2 separate regions of the Homo sapiens genome follow, and region 2 is linked to region 1. The links are chromatin loops, found by intact Hi-C in ENCODE. Cell type or tissue: dorsolateral prefrontal cortex. All regions are shown on one strand.

The links. Hi-C counts contacts between places; a loop is a spot of excess contacts. Peaks named below come from ENCODE experiments on the same cell type or tissue, not always from the same donor. Only the 100,000 strongest peaks of a DNase experiment are listed, where the experiment ranks them.
Region 2: it touches region 1 in a loop (2.9-fold over the local background); 2 of 110 quality-filtered maps call a loop at or near these places.

The regions. Positions count from the first base shown.
Region 1 is chr6:39,373,297-39,381,296 of GRCh38, reverse strand. All of the region lies in intron 16 of KIF6 (kinesin family member 6), which reads left to right. The region is part of intron 3 of LOC107986594 (a long non-coding RNA gene); the gene reads right to left. Among named protein-coding and RNA genes, the nearest start is that of KCNK16, 55 kb to the right of the region's middle. In dorsolateral prefrontal cortex, CTCF peaks have their summits at 3,465 and 3,665 (motif pointing left); a DNase peak (open chromatin) is centred at 3,636; H3K27ac peaks cover 2,237 bases.
Region 2 is chr6:39,427,013-39,435,012 of GRCh38, reverse strand. KIF6 (kinesin family member 6) reads left to right here. Exons shown (of 23, transcript NM_145027.6): 14 at 3,852-3,960. Among named protein-coding and RNA genes, the nearest start is that of KCNK16, 110 kb to the right of the region's middle. In dorsolateral prefrontal cortex, a CTCF peak has its summit at 3,630 (motif pointing right); a DNase peak (open chromatin) is centred at 3,612; H3K4me3 peaks cover 1,009 bases; H3K27ac peaks cover 2,031 bases.

The DNA of each region.
Region 1 (8,000 bases):
TCTTTTGCCTACATGTTCCTATGGTTTCATGAAAGTGTGGGTGTGATCGGTTTGGGTTTGTCGTGGGGAAGGGTGATGAGCAAGTTGGATCAGGAGAGTTTTTCTTATATGTTTTGCATAAGAATATGTCTCTGGATGTGTAAGTAGATGTGTGCCCAGGGAAATTTCTATAAAGGCAATCCCATATCCCAAAGGAACAAAGATTTAGTGGTAATGTGAGAGGCACCATTTGGAAGAAATCATTCATGGATGATGATAAGCCATTCCCAGTGGTGTGCTGAGCTGGCTCAGTCCATAAAAGCATAAACTGTTAGTACTCCAGGAATGTGGGGAGCCGTTTTTAAACAAAGATGTTATTAAAATTAAATTAGATAAGTTTACAATTAAATGTTATATTAAGAAACAAAGGTAACAAATACTCAAAATTCACCACTTCCTAGTTAATTTACTACATTGTGTTATTATCTGTGCTTTTGAAGTGATCTGTATCCACTGTATCTGTGTGGTGGGAACACTGTGTGACGAGGTGCTGCGGTGCCTCTCTTCCCAAATCCACATTTAGCGAGATCATACTGGTGGCTTCAAATCAGCCATGCTGGAAATATTTACACCAAGGAAATTGGCAAGTATTATAAATGTGGCTTTTTTTTTTTTCCAAAGAGTGGCTGTTAAACATTTGCCACCACACCAATGGCATATGGATGGCCCTTTCATGGCCGGGTGTGTGCGTGTGTGTGTGTGCGCGTGCATGTGCACACACGCGTGACTGTGCATGTGCTTTTATAAGGATTCCTACTCTCTTTCCTGGCTGAAAGTCAAGACTATGGTTCTTTCTTCATTTACAACTCACCCAAGATACATCAGGAAACATAAACATCTACCGAACCCTGGTCCTTTTAAAACTTAGTGGACAGGAGAACTAATGAAGACAAAAAGGAGGCTGAAGAAGCATTGTACCTTGTGAGCTCCCTAGATGTGACAGTCAGAGCTGGGGGTGTCTTTTAAGACAAACATCAATAACCATCTCTAAGAACATCATCAGGGCTTATAGGAGGGCTGACTCCCACACACTATTTCAGGAAACAATAGAACAATGTTATTTTTAAATTAGGCGTCAGTTGGAAATGATACTAACTTAACTAGATTCAGCTAGCTGAGCTGAGAGTGCTTTGCTGAATTCAGTTGTGTGTGTTTTTACCACTTTACTGTACTATCGACCCCAAATGATTTAGTATTGTTGATAATGCAGATGAGACTAATCAGCAAATGTTTCTTGAGTACTTTACCATGTGCCAGGCATGTTACTAAGTTCTCTACATGTGTTTCTTTCTTTAATGCTCACAACCCAATGACGTAGATGTTACTATTATCCTCACTTTACATTTAAGGCCCAAAGGGGTTAAGGAAACCTGCCTAACTTTGCTCCGCTGTGGATGCAAGGCCAGTAGCCTGGGTCCACAGCAGTGTTCCAGCCATCACGCTGCACTGCCCTTAGCACTTTGCCAGGCATCATGGAATCCACAGAGGGCTGTATCCAGTGCCTGCCCTCAAAGAGTTTCCAATCTAACCAGGATGAGTTGACATGTGCATAAAAAGACAACTCCTTTTTTTAAGTATCAGATTCAGCTACCTACATTCTTCCATTCACTGTCCTCTTCCCACTGTAGCCACAAAACCAATTCAACATTGACCTCCTCTGTGAAGCCTTCCCTGACCCCTTCTCCCAAAATCTGCTTTTGCCTCCGCCTCATGGGTCTCTGTTAAAGCACCAACCCTATTTTGTAATTATTTATTTCCATATATATTCTCCATGCTAAAATGTAAGCTCCAGGAAAGGTGGGTGCAGTCAAATTCATCTTCGAATCCCTAGCAGCCAGCACAAGCAATAAATAGGCCAAGTCAATGGCCAGATGAATGCTTCCCCAGGTGACTTCCAGACTCACACATTTTGCAAAAGCACAATGAGACATTTGAGCATAAAATAAAATAAGCCCATTTAAAAGAAGTAGAAGGCATAAGTGCTTTTGGACTCCACAGCTGAGCAAATTACAACACACAGGCAATAAATTTGGCTCTCTCTTGTCTAGCTGCTAAGCAAAAAAGAGGCACCCAGAGTTACATAGTTTTCATTTTCTGACAGCAGGAAGCATACTAACTAATTTATCTGCAGAAAATAGAATTTCTTCCTGGAACTAAATACAAGCCAGAATTTATCGTGCGGATCCTTGTATAAAGGACACTGAGTGACACAGTGAACGATGTCTTCAACTGCAGTTTTACAAAAGATACCGAAATGTTATTCAACCAGATGATTCTTGTATCGACCCTCTATAAAAGCTAGAGGCCTGACATTAAAGCATAGCTCACTGAAAGCGTTTATGTGAGCGGCCAAGATAATAGGATCCGGGTACTCAGCTTTCTGATGGCCACACAGAGCAGGACTAAAACTGGAAGAATCCAGCCCCAGGAACGTGGGCTGTGGCCTCTCTCTCAAATATCTCTTCTAAGCAATATTTGATCAGGGCTGGATCTTGTTCAGTTCACAATCAAAACCCTTAACAGGTGCCTGTGGTTAAAATTTAAAAGATACATCACACTACCAAGCAGCATGTGAAATGTGTCAGGTGAGAGGGACAGGCCATGAGAACTTCCCGTTCTTACCAGAAGGAGTGGCCCTGGGGGGTTGTCACCAAGACCACAGGCCTGGGCTGAGTCTTGAGGAATGGGCAGGATTCTGAACCACAGAGAAGAGTGGGAAATAGTTTGGGTTAGTTGGGGTGTGTGTATGCGTGTGTCTGTTGTGTATGTACGTGTGTGCTGTGTATATGCGGCATGTGGTGTGTGTGTATGTGGTATGGATATATGTTGTATGCATGTGTATATGTGGTATGTGTGCAGTGTGGGTATGTTGTATGTATTGTATGTATATGTGGCACGTGGTATGTGTGTATGTGGTATGTTGGATATGTTGTATGTGTTGTATGTGTGTTTTGTGCTTGTGTGTGTGGTGTGTATGTGTGTGTGGTTTGTGGGTTTGTGTGTGTGTGTGGTGTGTTGGTGGTATGGATATGTTGTACATGTTATATGTGTGTGTGGTTTGTGTGTTTGTGTGCGGGATGGGGGTTTCTCTGCATTTACGCTTCTCTGCGTTTACCCCTTGACCCAACTTCTGTGAAAACAGAGCTTACTGGAACATCCCATTTCCTCGACAGCGAGCATGTTTCATATACTGTTATAGAAGATAGTTATACTGATAGTATTAATTAAAAAAAGAAAATATCTTAAACTTAAGATCAACAAGTTCCAAAGGATGGCTGAGATTCCCCCACGAATACTACCTCTTGGGCACTACCCCTCTTTCCACCTCCCTCCTCCCTCTTCTCACTGCCCCAGGAACAAAGATCTCCTTGAACAAAAGCAGCCCCCAAGAACAAGCCATTCGACTGTGATGCCACGTGGAGCCCTGGGATTGCCACTGGCTGGTGTTTCACTACCTGACCCGGGAAATCAGGCAGAGGCAGCTCTGAGTCCCCTGCAAGGGCCTTACGGGTTGGAGAGAGGCTCTGAAGCTGCTGGCTCCCTGTTTCACTGCGTTGTTCTAGTTTAGTCCTCTGAGAGGGCTCTTTTCCCCCAACCAGCATTCCTGCAGTGACCTCTTGTGGCATCCCTGTTGTTCTTCAAAGACAGGCCTCGGCTGTTGATGCCACTTTCTCCCATTTGATGTAAAATTGGTAAAGACTGAGTTTTGAAATGCTTTTTGCAGTTCTGCACCTAGGGACAACAAATTTAAGAGAAAGCAAAAGGCCAGACTGTCAACCATTTATTCCCCAGATTTCACTGAGCACCTAGCATGATCCAGTGTGTGAAACTGGGAATCCAAGGATATGGAGAGGAGCCACTGATTGAGACTGAACTGAAACCGGGGTTGGGGGGGGATGGGGGACGGCAGGGCAGGCACAGTGGCTCATACCTGTAATCTCAGCACTTTGGGAGGCCAAGGTAGGAGAATCGCTTGAGGCCAGCAGTTGGAGACCAGCCTGGGCAGCATAGCGAGACCTCATTTCTAGAAAAGATTAAAAAATTAGCCAGGTACAGCAGCACATACCTGTAGTCCTAGCTACTTGGGAGGCTAAGGCGGGAAGATTCCTTGAAGTCAAGACTGCTGTGAGCCACTGCACTACAGCCTGGGAGACAGCAAATTTAAAAAAATAAAAAAGAAAAAGAGAAAACAACGGAAGGGGATCTTCCAGCATCCTCTAGCCCAGTGGTCTGCAAAATGTGCTCTGTGCAGCCTAGATGGTCTCCACAGCCCCTTCAGGACCACGAGGCAAGGGTGAGGACAGCCACTGTGCAAACAGCGCAGCTTTGGGATTCTCGCCCACTCAAATTCAACCAAAACAACTTCAGATCTTTTTTTTTCTTTCCATTAAGCTTGTATTTGAAGAAAGAGTTCTGCAGCTTTTAATATATCTTCTTTCTTCCAATATCATGGCTCTGTTTAAAACATTTCCAAAGTCAGATAGTCCAAACTTCCCCTCCCCAGAGCTATCTCAGCTCCCTCTGGGCTCACACAGAACTCTGCATATCCCTCTGTGATGCAGCTAGTCACACTAGACAGTGATGATTAGTCTGTGTCTCCCACACTGGACAGATTGTCTTTCTTTCCCCAACACCAAGCACAGTGACTGTCACGCAGTAGGTCCTCCATAAGTGTTTATTGAATGAATGAGTGAAACTTAGGCATCACATTTTTGCCTTAAAGATGTGCCAGCAGCTGAGGGGCTCTGCGCTCAGGTTTCTACATCTGTAAAATGACGTGGTTGGACCAGATGATAGCCCAGTGCCGGGCACAGTTCCTGAGGCTTAGCTGGCCTTCACTGACTGCTTGTTGAATGAACAGATGAATCTCTAGCACTCCACAGCCCTCAAGTGTCACAGTATTACCTCTGTGAAGGCAGGCTTCCTTCAGACATGCAGAAAACACTCGCAACCTTGGTGCGGAGACATGGGAGAGCTTGGATGGATTACAGATGTTTTCACCCTCTCAGAAATAAAATTGTTGACTCCTTGAAATAAGGCAGGATATAAAGGATGCAGCTGCCCTCTAAGGCTGAGATAACATCTCAGTTGGTTCCAAAAGAATTCAGGTAACTCTGTAAAACCATCAACAGTGTGTCTCACCACTTAATTCTAATCCACAGTTGCTTGTGAATATAGGGCCATCCTCAGTGACATGAGGTCCTTAGCCGAATTTCCATGCTCAAGGGAGAGGCTGGGAGTGAGGAGGAGCCTGCACACCATTTCCCTGCCAGTTCCCAACTGCCAAGGGTTCAGACCCATTGAGTGGTTTAAGGCTCCTGCACCAACCATTCTGGAGGGCAGAGGAAGACTCTATGTCAGCCCTGGTGCCAGCCTGCAATAGCAACTGTGGTTTAGCAAAAAGAGCATTCACCCTGTGTATTGGTCAGGGTTGTCCAGATAAGCAGAACCAATAGGAAATATATTGATATATGGAGAGAGATTTTTTGGAAGGAATTGGCTCACTCAGTGTGGAGGCTGAGAAATCCTATGATCTGCCATCTGCAAGCTGCGGGCCCAGGAAAGTCTAGCTGTAGTTCTAGTCCAATCCTGCAGGCCTGGGAACCAGGGCAGCCAAAAAAGTAAGTCCCAGTCTGAGTCCAAAGGCCTGAGTGCCAGAGTGCCAACGTCCAAGGGCAGGAGATCGATGTCCCAGCTCAAGCAGAGAGAGGAAATTTGCCATTCATTACTCAACCATTTTTGGTATTTTTGTTTGCTTCTCTTAATATTATTTCTAATTGAAAAGCCATAATTGTATATATTTTGGGGGTACATTGTGATGTTGTGATATGTGTATACAATGTAGAATGTTTAAATCAAGCTAATTAACATATTCATTGCCTCACCCATGATTTTTTTTGTGGTGAGACATTTGAAATTTACTCCCAGCAATTTTGAAATGTCCATTATTACTCCTTGTGTTCACACTGCTGTGCAATAGATCTCAAAAACATTCCTCCTATCTAATTGAAACTTTGTACCCTTTGACCAACATCTCCCTCTCCTGACCTCCCACCCCTGGTAACCACCATTCTAGCCTCTATTTCTATGAGTTCAACTATTTCAGATTCTCACATAAGTGAGATCATGCACTATTTGTCTTTCTGTGCCTGGCTTATTTAACTTAGCATAATGTCCTCCAGTTTCATTCATGTTATTGGAAATGACAGAATTTCCTTCTCGTTTAAGGGTTAATAGTATTCCATTGTGTATATATACCACATTTTATTTATCCATTCATCTGTTGATGGGTTGATTCAATGTCGTGGCTATTGTGAACAATGCTACAATGAACATGGAAATGCAGATATCTCTTCAACATACTGATTTCAGTTCCTTCAGATGTATACCCAGAAGCAAGGTTGCTGGATCACATGGTGGTTCTATTTTAGTATTTTGAACAACCTCCATACTGCTTTCTATGACAACTGTACCAATTTACATTTCCACCAACAGTGTACAAGGGTTCTCTTTTCTCCACATCCTCACCAACACTTATCTTTCATCTTTCTTATAGCCATTTTAACAGGTGTGAGGTGCTATCTTATTGTGATTTTAATTTGCATTTCCCTAATGATTAGGGATGTTGAGCATTTTCTTATGAACCTGTTGGCCATTTGTTTGTCTTCATTAGAGAAATCTCCGTTCAGGTCCTTTGCCCATTTTTTTAATAGGGTTATGTGTTTTCTTGCTGTTGAGTTGCTTGAGTCCATTATATATTTTGAATATAAACCCTTTATCAGATGTATGGTTTGCCAATATTTTTTTCCACTCTGGGTTATCTCTTTAGTCTGTTGATTGTTTCCTTTGCTGTGCAAAAGCGTTTTAGTCTGATATAATCCAATTTGTGCAAGTTTGTTTTGTTGTCTGTGCTTTCAGGGTCACAGCCAGAAAATCATTGCCTAGATTAATGTTGTTGAACTATTCCCCTTATGTTTTTTTCTGGTAGTTTTACAGTTTCAGATCTTATATTTAAGTCTTTCATCTATTTTGAGGTAATTTTTCTTTATGGTTTGAGATAGGGATCCAATTTTATTCTTGAGCATGTGGATATCCAGTTTTCCCAACACCTTTTATTGAAGAAACTGTTGTTTCCCCATGTATGATCTTGGCACCTTGGTCAAAAATCAACTGGCCATAAATATGTAGGTTTATTTCTGGGCTTTCTCTCCTGTTGCATTGGTCAATGTGTCTGTTTATCACAGTGCCCTGCTGTTTTGATTACTATAGCTTTGTAGTAAATTTTAAAAACAGAGAGTGTAATGCCTCCAGCTCTGTTCCTTTTGCTCAAGATTACTTTGACTATTGAAGGTCTTTTGTGGTTCCAGATGAACGTTAGGATTTTTTTTCTATTTCTGTAAAAAAATAACATTGGAGTTTTCATAAGGATTGCATTGAATCTATATATTGCTTTGGGTAGTATGAATATTTTAACAATATTAATTCTTCAAATCCATGAATACAATATATCTTTCCATTTATCTGTGGTTTTTTTCCATTTCTTTCATCAGTGTTTTATAGTTTTCAATTATACCTCCTTAGTTAAATTTACACCCAATTTTTGTTTGTTTGTTCTTTGGGTTTTTTGTTGTTGTTACTATCATTAATGGAATTTTTTTTTAATTTCTCTTTCGGATAGTTTGTTGTTAGTATATAGAAATGCTACTGGCTTTTATATGCTGATTTGGTATCCTGTAACTTTACTGAACTCACTTATCAACCAAAAGTTTTTTGGTTGAGTCTTTAGGGTTTTCTATATATAAACTCAAGTCATCAGCAAACAGAGACAATTTCAGACTCCTTGCCACAGAGCTGACCATGGCTCTGGGCCACCAGCAGCATTGAAGGCCTCCACAAGACACAGTCACTACACTGCTCTAGCCATATTTACTCACAGACACCATTGATTACTCTTTCTTGCA
Region 2 (8,000 bases), 54 kb before region 1:
TTTGCGGAGATCATAGAGAAATTTAACTGAAATAATATATAAGAAAGCACATGATACTATCCTTGGTATAGAGTATATAAGAAATTCATTTTTTAATCACCTAGAGATCATTTCTATTGGATGGCAGAGCCACCCATATTAATCAGGTTGCCTTTGTAATCCACACTCCATCTCTGCCCCCTCCACCTGGAAACTTCTTCCATGTCTTCTCTACCTGGGAAATGCTGCTTCATCCTTCAGATCCTTCTAGATGAAGTTCACTTGCTCCCTCCTGCTTGCAGCCTTCTCCCACTCTCGCTGAGAGTCCCTGCCTCCCTCCCTCCCTCTCCCGCATGCTGGACACATACCTCTCTACAGCAAGCAGCAACCTCCATTGTAAATATTTGTTCACTTTTCTTGTTTTTGTTTTGTTTTGTTTTGTTTTTTTGTTTTGTTTTGTTTTGAGATGGAGTCGCACCTTGTCACCCAGGCTGAAGTGCAATGGTGCTATCTCGGCTCACTGCAACCTCTGCCTCCTGGGTTCAAGTGATTCTCCTGCCTCAGCCTCCCAAGTAGCTGGGATTACAGGTGCGTGCTGCCATGCCCAGCTAATTTTTTTTTTTTTTGTATTTTAGTAGAAATGGGTTTCACCATGTTGCCCAGACTGAACCTGAACTCTTGAGCTCAGGTGATCCACCCACCTCAGCCTCCCAAAGTGCTAGGATTACAGTCGTGAGCCATTGCGCCCTGCCATTTTTCATTTTTCTTTCTCCCTTACTGGACTCCAAATTCTTTAAATCAAGAATCAAAGCTTTAATGTTCAACTTTACATCTCTGTCACATGCCTAGCACAATGCCTAATATAAATAAATACTTCTTGAGAGAATAAATAGACGATTGTCTCATTAGCAAGGTGAGCTTTTAATCACTCTTTTTGCTCCTTTGCTCTTTCTCTTTCAAATGCATACAGTGCATGCTCAGGGACGGGAACTGCCATAGGAGAAAGAGCCTGTTTTCTAAATCCTCAGAGGGACAAGGAAGTGATTTCTTCAGTAAATAAAAGCCGTTCATTAACTTTGCAGCTGATCCCAAAATGGGGTGAGAAGTGGTATATTAGTGCAATCCAAAGGAGCTGCGCATGAGCTCTGAACAAGCAGAATGGGGATGGGCAAGGGTAGGGCCAGGCTGGGACCTGGGCTCACACACTGGAGCTGCCCGTGAGTCCTTCCCATGTGCCTCCCTCTGTGGACCTCAGCCTTGCCCCAAGTGGTGGCCTTGAAGTCTCTGCAGGCATCCTGGCCTTGCCTTGCCTCTTTGCCTTCCAGCTATGCTTCAGCCACCTCACCTTGGCCTCCCTGAGTGGACATTTGGGAAAACAGCTGACAAGATAATAGCCATCATTCTGATGGCCTTCACCTGTGGTCACCACAATCAAAGAACTCCAACTCCAGAATACTTTGTCCGTGACAGAAGGAAAACCAAGGTTATGTTCCTGATGATAAGCCCTTGGCACTTCAGGACCCCTAAGTGCCTTTTAAGCCACCAAGAGTATTAAATCCTTCCAGTGTAACTTTCCCATAATGTGTACTTTATTCCATTGTAAGTCTTTGAAAGTTGGCGATGCATGTAGAATATGTTATGCTGCTGGCCCCGAATTTCTTAGTAGGACCTTCAAGACCGTACACAACGATCCCAAACTGCCTGCGCTTGTCTCCTCTGTGCCCTCCACGTCCTTTCTGCTCCCACGGCCCAGGCCCCAGTGCACCTCAGGGAAGGTGTGTTTCATGTTGTTTCGTGTTTTCATATTGTCACTTACTTTTGTGTTGTTCGTTGTTGGGAATATAGTTAGTCCCAATGGTTGCTCAGTGCATTGTAAGTTCTCCCAGGAGTGGCTGCCGCCACAGTGCCGTGGGCTCTGGAGTGGTCCTTTCCACCCAGCTGTCCATTCACAGTCAGCTCTGCAGAAAAAGCAGAGCCTGGGAGGGAAGAGGCTGTGAACCCTTCTTCCCTGCAGCTTAAGCAAGCTTTCACTCCCACCCCACACCCCTTTCACCCACCACCCCCACACCTCTGTTGGTGGAAGGCTGCTCATCAGCTCCCCTGCGGGGGGGAGCAATTTGGAGATCCCCCAAGCAGGCTCCAGTGTGGTCTCTGTGGAGCTTTTCTCTTCCCATCTCCAGTCCAAAGTCTCATGCCCTCTACTGTCTGTTATTATTTTATTATGTAGCAAAAGGCATGCACTGTTAGAACTGGGTGCAGACCCGGACAGGGGAAAGGTATGGAATGAATCCGCTGGCTCCTAATGGGCTCTGCTGGTGAAACGTGCCCCTCAATGTCTCTCATGCATCAGGGATCATCTTTCTGCGTCTCACACAAGCGGATTCCCAGGCCTACCCAATTCTAGAGTGTGCAAGGCAGATGTGGAGACAAAGCTGAGTCGTGCCCATTTGCTTCTGATCAGAAAAGGGTGGGGTGTATTTTTGTGCCTCACCATTTAGACATTCTTCACGGTGCTATTTTTATCAAGAGTAATCATTAAATTGGTGTCAGATGGGCTAGTCCAGTTACTCACCCTTAGGATGGGTGATGGGACTCAGAGAGTTTTTTCCAGGCAAGAGGAGACGTGGTATGTGGCCCATATGAAAGCCTCTGCGGAACCCTTGGCCTCAGAGTGAGCCTCACTAACCCTGGACTGTGTTCCCGCAGCAATAACAGCAAGGCTCAGCACCACCCAGCTTCATTCTCAACCTGATTCATTTAACAGATGTATGCTGAGCACCTTCTAAATGCCAGACTTTGAACAAGACACAAGGATTCACAAAACAAACAAACAAAAAACTATTATCTCTACCCCCTGAGAAACTTACATTTCACCAGAAAGGATTGCCATGTGAAGTGGCAGTGTCCACTGGGCTGTGCATATTATAGGTGTATTGATAAGGAACATGGTGAAAAGAGGGTTTGTTCTGCCTGGGCTTTGACGAAAGCTCCACGGAGGTAGAGTTACTGGAGGAAAACATGAGAAAAGGCCTCCCAGGCAAAGGAACCAAGGGCAGAAGCATTAAAAAAAAAAAAATGGCTCTATAGATGCATCCAAAATCCAGCGGTGAATTCAGCTCTCACTGAGGGGTCCCAGGCATACATCTGCGCTGACCCTCACTCCGGGAGGTGGTGAGGAGGAGAGCCTGGTCCTGGCTGTACTGACCGTGGGTCCCAGAAGTTGAACTCTGAACAGCGCCCAGCAGTGAGGGTTGGCCTTTATTGGCAAAGGCGATACAGGATATTGAAGTTAGAGATGACCTAGGGACCCCTGCCATGGCCAGCTCATGAGTCTTGTAACTGAGGACCTAACTCCTGAAGAAGAGCCGAGACCCCCTCACTAACCACAGGAAACAAGAATGAATTGTTATACAGAGACTAAGAGCAGAATTTTCTAGATGCTATCTTTCAGTTTGGATTATAATTCCTTTAACTAAATGCCTGGAAATTTAACAGAAAAACAAAATAGGGCATACCAGGGAGAAATGTGGCACTGAACGATGGTAAGAAAAGGCATTTGCAGACATCCTCGGCAGTCCAGGGCTTGGCGCTGTGGTTTTCATTTCCCCCGAGCAGGCATTCCAAACCCCGCCCCCCACGAGTCACATGGCTGTGCAGGCACAGTCCTGAGGGGTGCAGCGGGTGGCACTGGAAGGGCCTCCTCAGCAGGTTGTCAGCCAGCTGGAAGAGCCTGGGGCCACCTGTCTGGTCAGAGTCTCTCTGCTGTGGGCCTCTTGGAGCCAGGGCTGGTTTTGTGGTCTGACTGAAGTGACAATGAAATTAATAGGATCCTGATGCTGTGACTGAGGCCATTTCCCTGTGTCTCCAAACAGGAATGAGAGAGGAAATGTCATTAGGATGCCAGGAGGCTTTTGAAATCTTCAAGAGGGACCACGCTGACAGCGTTACCATCGATGACAACAAACAGATTCTGAAACAGAGGTAAGGCTGTCTCAGAGAGCAGCTGGTCCTCCGAGGCTCAGCCAGGCCAGCCTAGAAGAGATTTGCTTACTCTGTCCTTCCTAATCTGCCCAACATAACTATTACAAGAAAAGCATAATGTTTATTCAGTTTCACATTTAATTATGTCCAGCCTGGTACAATTCTCCTTCATGTGTGAGCCTCACCATCCCAGTACTACTGGGGTAAGCAACTTTAGGGCAGGGTCTGTTACTGACAGTATCAACGTGATTTACAATTCTCACATCATACATTCATTCTCATCAGCCTGTACTCTATCCATGTCTTACTGTTGCAAAGGAGGGGGGAAAAAGTCTATGGACCAAATTATATTCTTAGAACTGCAGGCACTCCAGCTGTTCTGGAGAGCAGTCCTGTCTTAGTCAAAGAAAATATGTGCACATCTTGTGACCCAGAAGCCTTTGGTGTCTTCTCCAGGCCAAAATTAGAGCAGGCAGGATTATCTGCTGACATGTTGTCAGATGGGGCTGTGCTCTGGACCCCTTCAAAAGAAGCTTACTTAGAGGTATATAATTTCTTTTAGCTAGTCTGTGAGGTATATGCATATCCTCAAACTGTAGCAAACAAACTCTATCAGATGTAGGGGTCTAGAGCTCAGAAGAAAGGGTGAACTCTCATATGTCACATGAGACTGTGGATCCTAGCACACAGTAAGTTTTCAAGAACTATTTGTTGAATTAAAATGAGATCTGAGTTTGAGAATCATATGACAACTCAGGAAGCCTAAGAAGTAGATGAGCTCTCAGGAGAACATGTGGCAGTGCTGAGGCCTAAAGAGGGGAGCCATAAGGGAAAGGAGTTTGAAGGGAAGGTAGAGAGAAAGGAGGCCATAATGGAGACTGAGAAGAAGCATAAAGAAGAGGGGGCGAACCAGGAGAAAATAATGTCCTGATAGCCAAGTCAAGAGGAGAGCCGGCTCCAAGAAGAAGCAGACTGTCAGTAGTGTCAGATGCGACAGAGAAATAAGCAGGAGGGAACTGGGAAGTGTACAGAGATTTTGCAACTAGAAGGCCATTGGCTGGACTGCCGGGCATGGAGGAGCGAGTGAGAAGAAATGTCATTGCCTTCAAAAAGTTGGTGATAGATGAAAATCATTTTTTTTTTTTGAGACAGAGTCTCACTCTGTTGCCCAGCCTGGAGTGCAGTGGTGTGATCTTGGCTCACTGCAACCTCCACCTCCCGGGTTCAAGCGATTCTCCTGCCTCAGCCTCCCAAGTAGCTGGGACTACAGGCACCCGCCACCACACCTGGCTAATTTTTTGTATTTTTAGTAGAGACGGGGTTTCACTGTGTTAGCCACGATGGTCTCATCTGCTGACCTCGTGTTCCGCCCACCTTGGCCTCCCAAAGTGCTGGGATTACAGGCATGAGCCACTGCGCCTGGCCTAAAAACATTTTTAGAAAGAACAAAGAGAGGTAGCTTAAGTAAAAGGGAAGTTGGTTTCAGGATGGGAAAGAATTGGCTAATATTATAGGCCACAGAATAAGCTAATGGTAAGAGAAAGGTAGAGAAACAACAGGAAAAGCTGACACAGCAAGGCTCCTGGAAGACAGGAAGGTAGGGAATAAAAGCTCAGTGGAGGTTAGCCCTGGAAGGGAGCAAGAATGGAAAAACAAATCAAGATGGGGCTGACATTGGCACACTGAGAAGAAGAGAGAGAAAATTAAAGATGACCTAAGTTTTCTCTGTGAAAAAGAAGTTGAGGTAGAATAAGAGACTTGAGGGTGGTGATGAAGGTTTAATACAGCAGCCACAGGGAATGGGAAAGAAGGTAGACCCGGAAGAAGGAAAAAGAAAGGCAAACGGAAAAGCAAACCGCAATGAGGGTCGAAGGCCCAGCCTAGACTATCATCCTGGCTTTTACACTTTACCAGAAGGCAGATCTCAGCTCATTCAGGAATCCAGTGAAGGGAGTGGGAGTACATGGCTCTGTATATGGACGGCAGTCCAGCCCTTCCTAGTCAAAAGAACTACTTGCTTCCTGCTGTGACCCAGCAGTTCCTCTTCTGGGTCTATTTCCCAAGAAGTTCTCGTGCATGTTTATAAGGGGACATACTCCAGGCTGCTGTGAGCAGCCTTGGCTATTCATGGCCAAGGAGAGTTGGAAACATGCTGAGTATCCATCACTGGGGAAGTAGACAGGTAGAATAATGCCGATGCCCCATGAAGCAGGACGCAGCAGGTGGGAGTCATGGATTAGATGTATGCATACCAATTAACATAGACCTTAAAAGCATAGCACTGAGTAAGATCACATCATTCAGATAAATTACAAATAGATCCACAGAAAGCAAAGAAAAACATGCAAACAAAGATATGCTTTAGCAAAAAAGGTATACTTTATGAGTCCCTGGTATACTTTATGAGTCCCAGATATACTTTAGCATACTTTACCCACAAGAATGGGAGCAGGGCATGGGGATAAAAAGGAATGAATGAATAAACGAATAAAACAAGGGGATAGGGAAGAAAATAAAGTGAATCCAGTGAAGCTGAATACTCTCTCCCTAGAAAGGGGGACATATGCACATCTGCACAAATTTTAGCCTGTAAATCCAAGGGTTTCACAAGCCTTCTAATGCTTATCCATGTTGTAAGACATGAATTTTTAATATGGCTAGTTGGACGTGTTGGGGCAGGATACCTTGTCTGTCTGAAGATAAGCATGTTAAGCTAGCTGTCTCATCCAAAAGACTTCCAAAGAACCTTCAGCCATGTCTATACGAGAGGCTTCTTAGCTTACACCAGGGACTCGTAACTGGCTTCATATTAAAACAACCAACAGAGCTTTTAAAAGCTACCAAAGCCTGGCCCTGACTCCCCAGATATTCTAATTAAATTAGGTGCAACCTGAGCATCTCTTTTTAAAAAGCAGATTCCAGTAGCATGTAGGTTTGAAAACCACTGGCTTAGACAGTGTCCAGAAACCATGAGATCCAGAATCCCTAAGGTAAGATCCCCCAAACACTACAGGTTAGAAAAAAATTACCAAGTGATTCTTACACATGCTCAAATCAAAGAACCACTAACTTAGGGAGAACATAGTACTTCATCTTTCTTATTATAAAGTTGGCATTGTTTCTGGTTCTGGTTTGTAACCTGAGTTTAGGTCTATTTTCAGCAGGGATTTGGGTCGGGGCTGAGTGGGATGAGGATGTTGTGGTCTTCCAAAGCCTTCTAATATAGAGCTCACTTAACTCTGTACAGTAGAGTTCTGACAACCCATGTGACAAATGTGCTTTTGAGTTTAAACATACCTAAGTTATGCAGGATGGGCTGGCAATACCAATGATCCCATCTTCCTTGTGGCCATAGTGCAAGGGAACTAAAACTCACACAACCTTTCCTCTGAAAAGAGGTTTTCCCAGCAGTAAATCAGTCTTTTTAAATCAAATGAAAAGTCAGGAGACCAGCCCATATTTTTTTAAAAATTTCTATATCTGACTAATGTTCCTGTAATACTAACCATTAAAGGACTATTTGGTATAGGGGATGTAACCCAGAACCTACCCCTTTCTTAGGATTGGAGCTCTTATTTGCATTGATGGAGAGTATTGAATTATTAGATATTACATGTTCATAACTGCTTAAGGAAGGGGAATAAGAAAAATGTTCTTGTATGAAAACAAATAACTGCATAAGCAGGGTTTCAACAACAGACATCAAAGGAAGGCTTCACAGATGCTCATAGGGTCACTTCCATGCCACCCTTACTTTAGGAAATGCCCTTCCAGTAACCCGGGCCCCTTCCACACATTTGCTTCCATTCCCTCTAGTGACAGGAAGGACTCATGTGGCCCAACTGTGGGAAGATGGGCAGTTCTGGGAATACAGACACAGACTGGAGGGGGTTGACTTAGGGTGAAATTCAGCGATGGCTTCCTGCCTCATCTCTAAGCCTCAGCTTCCCAATAGACCTCAGCAACCAGGACCCACCAGCCTGGACTCCCATTTCACCCCAGACTTCTCACATCAGACTAATTCTGTGGTCTGACCATGC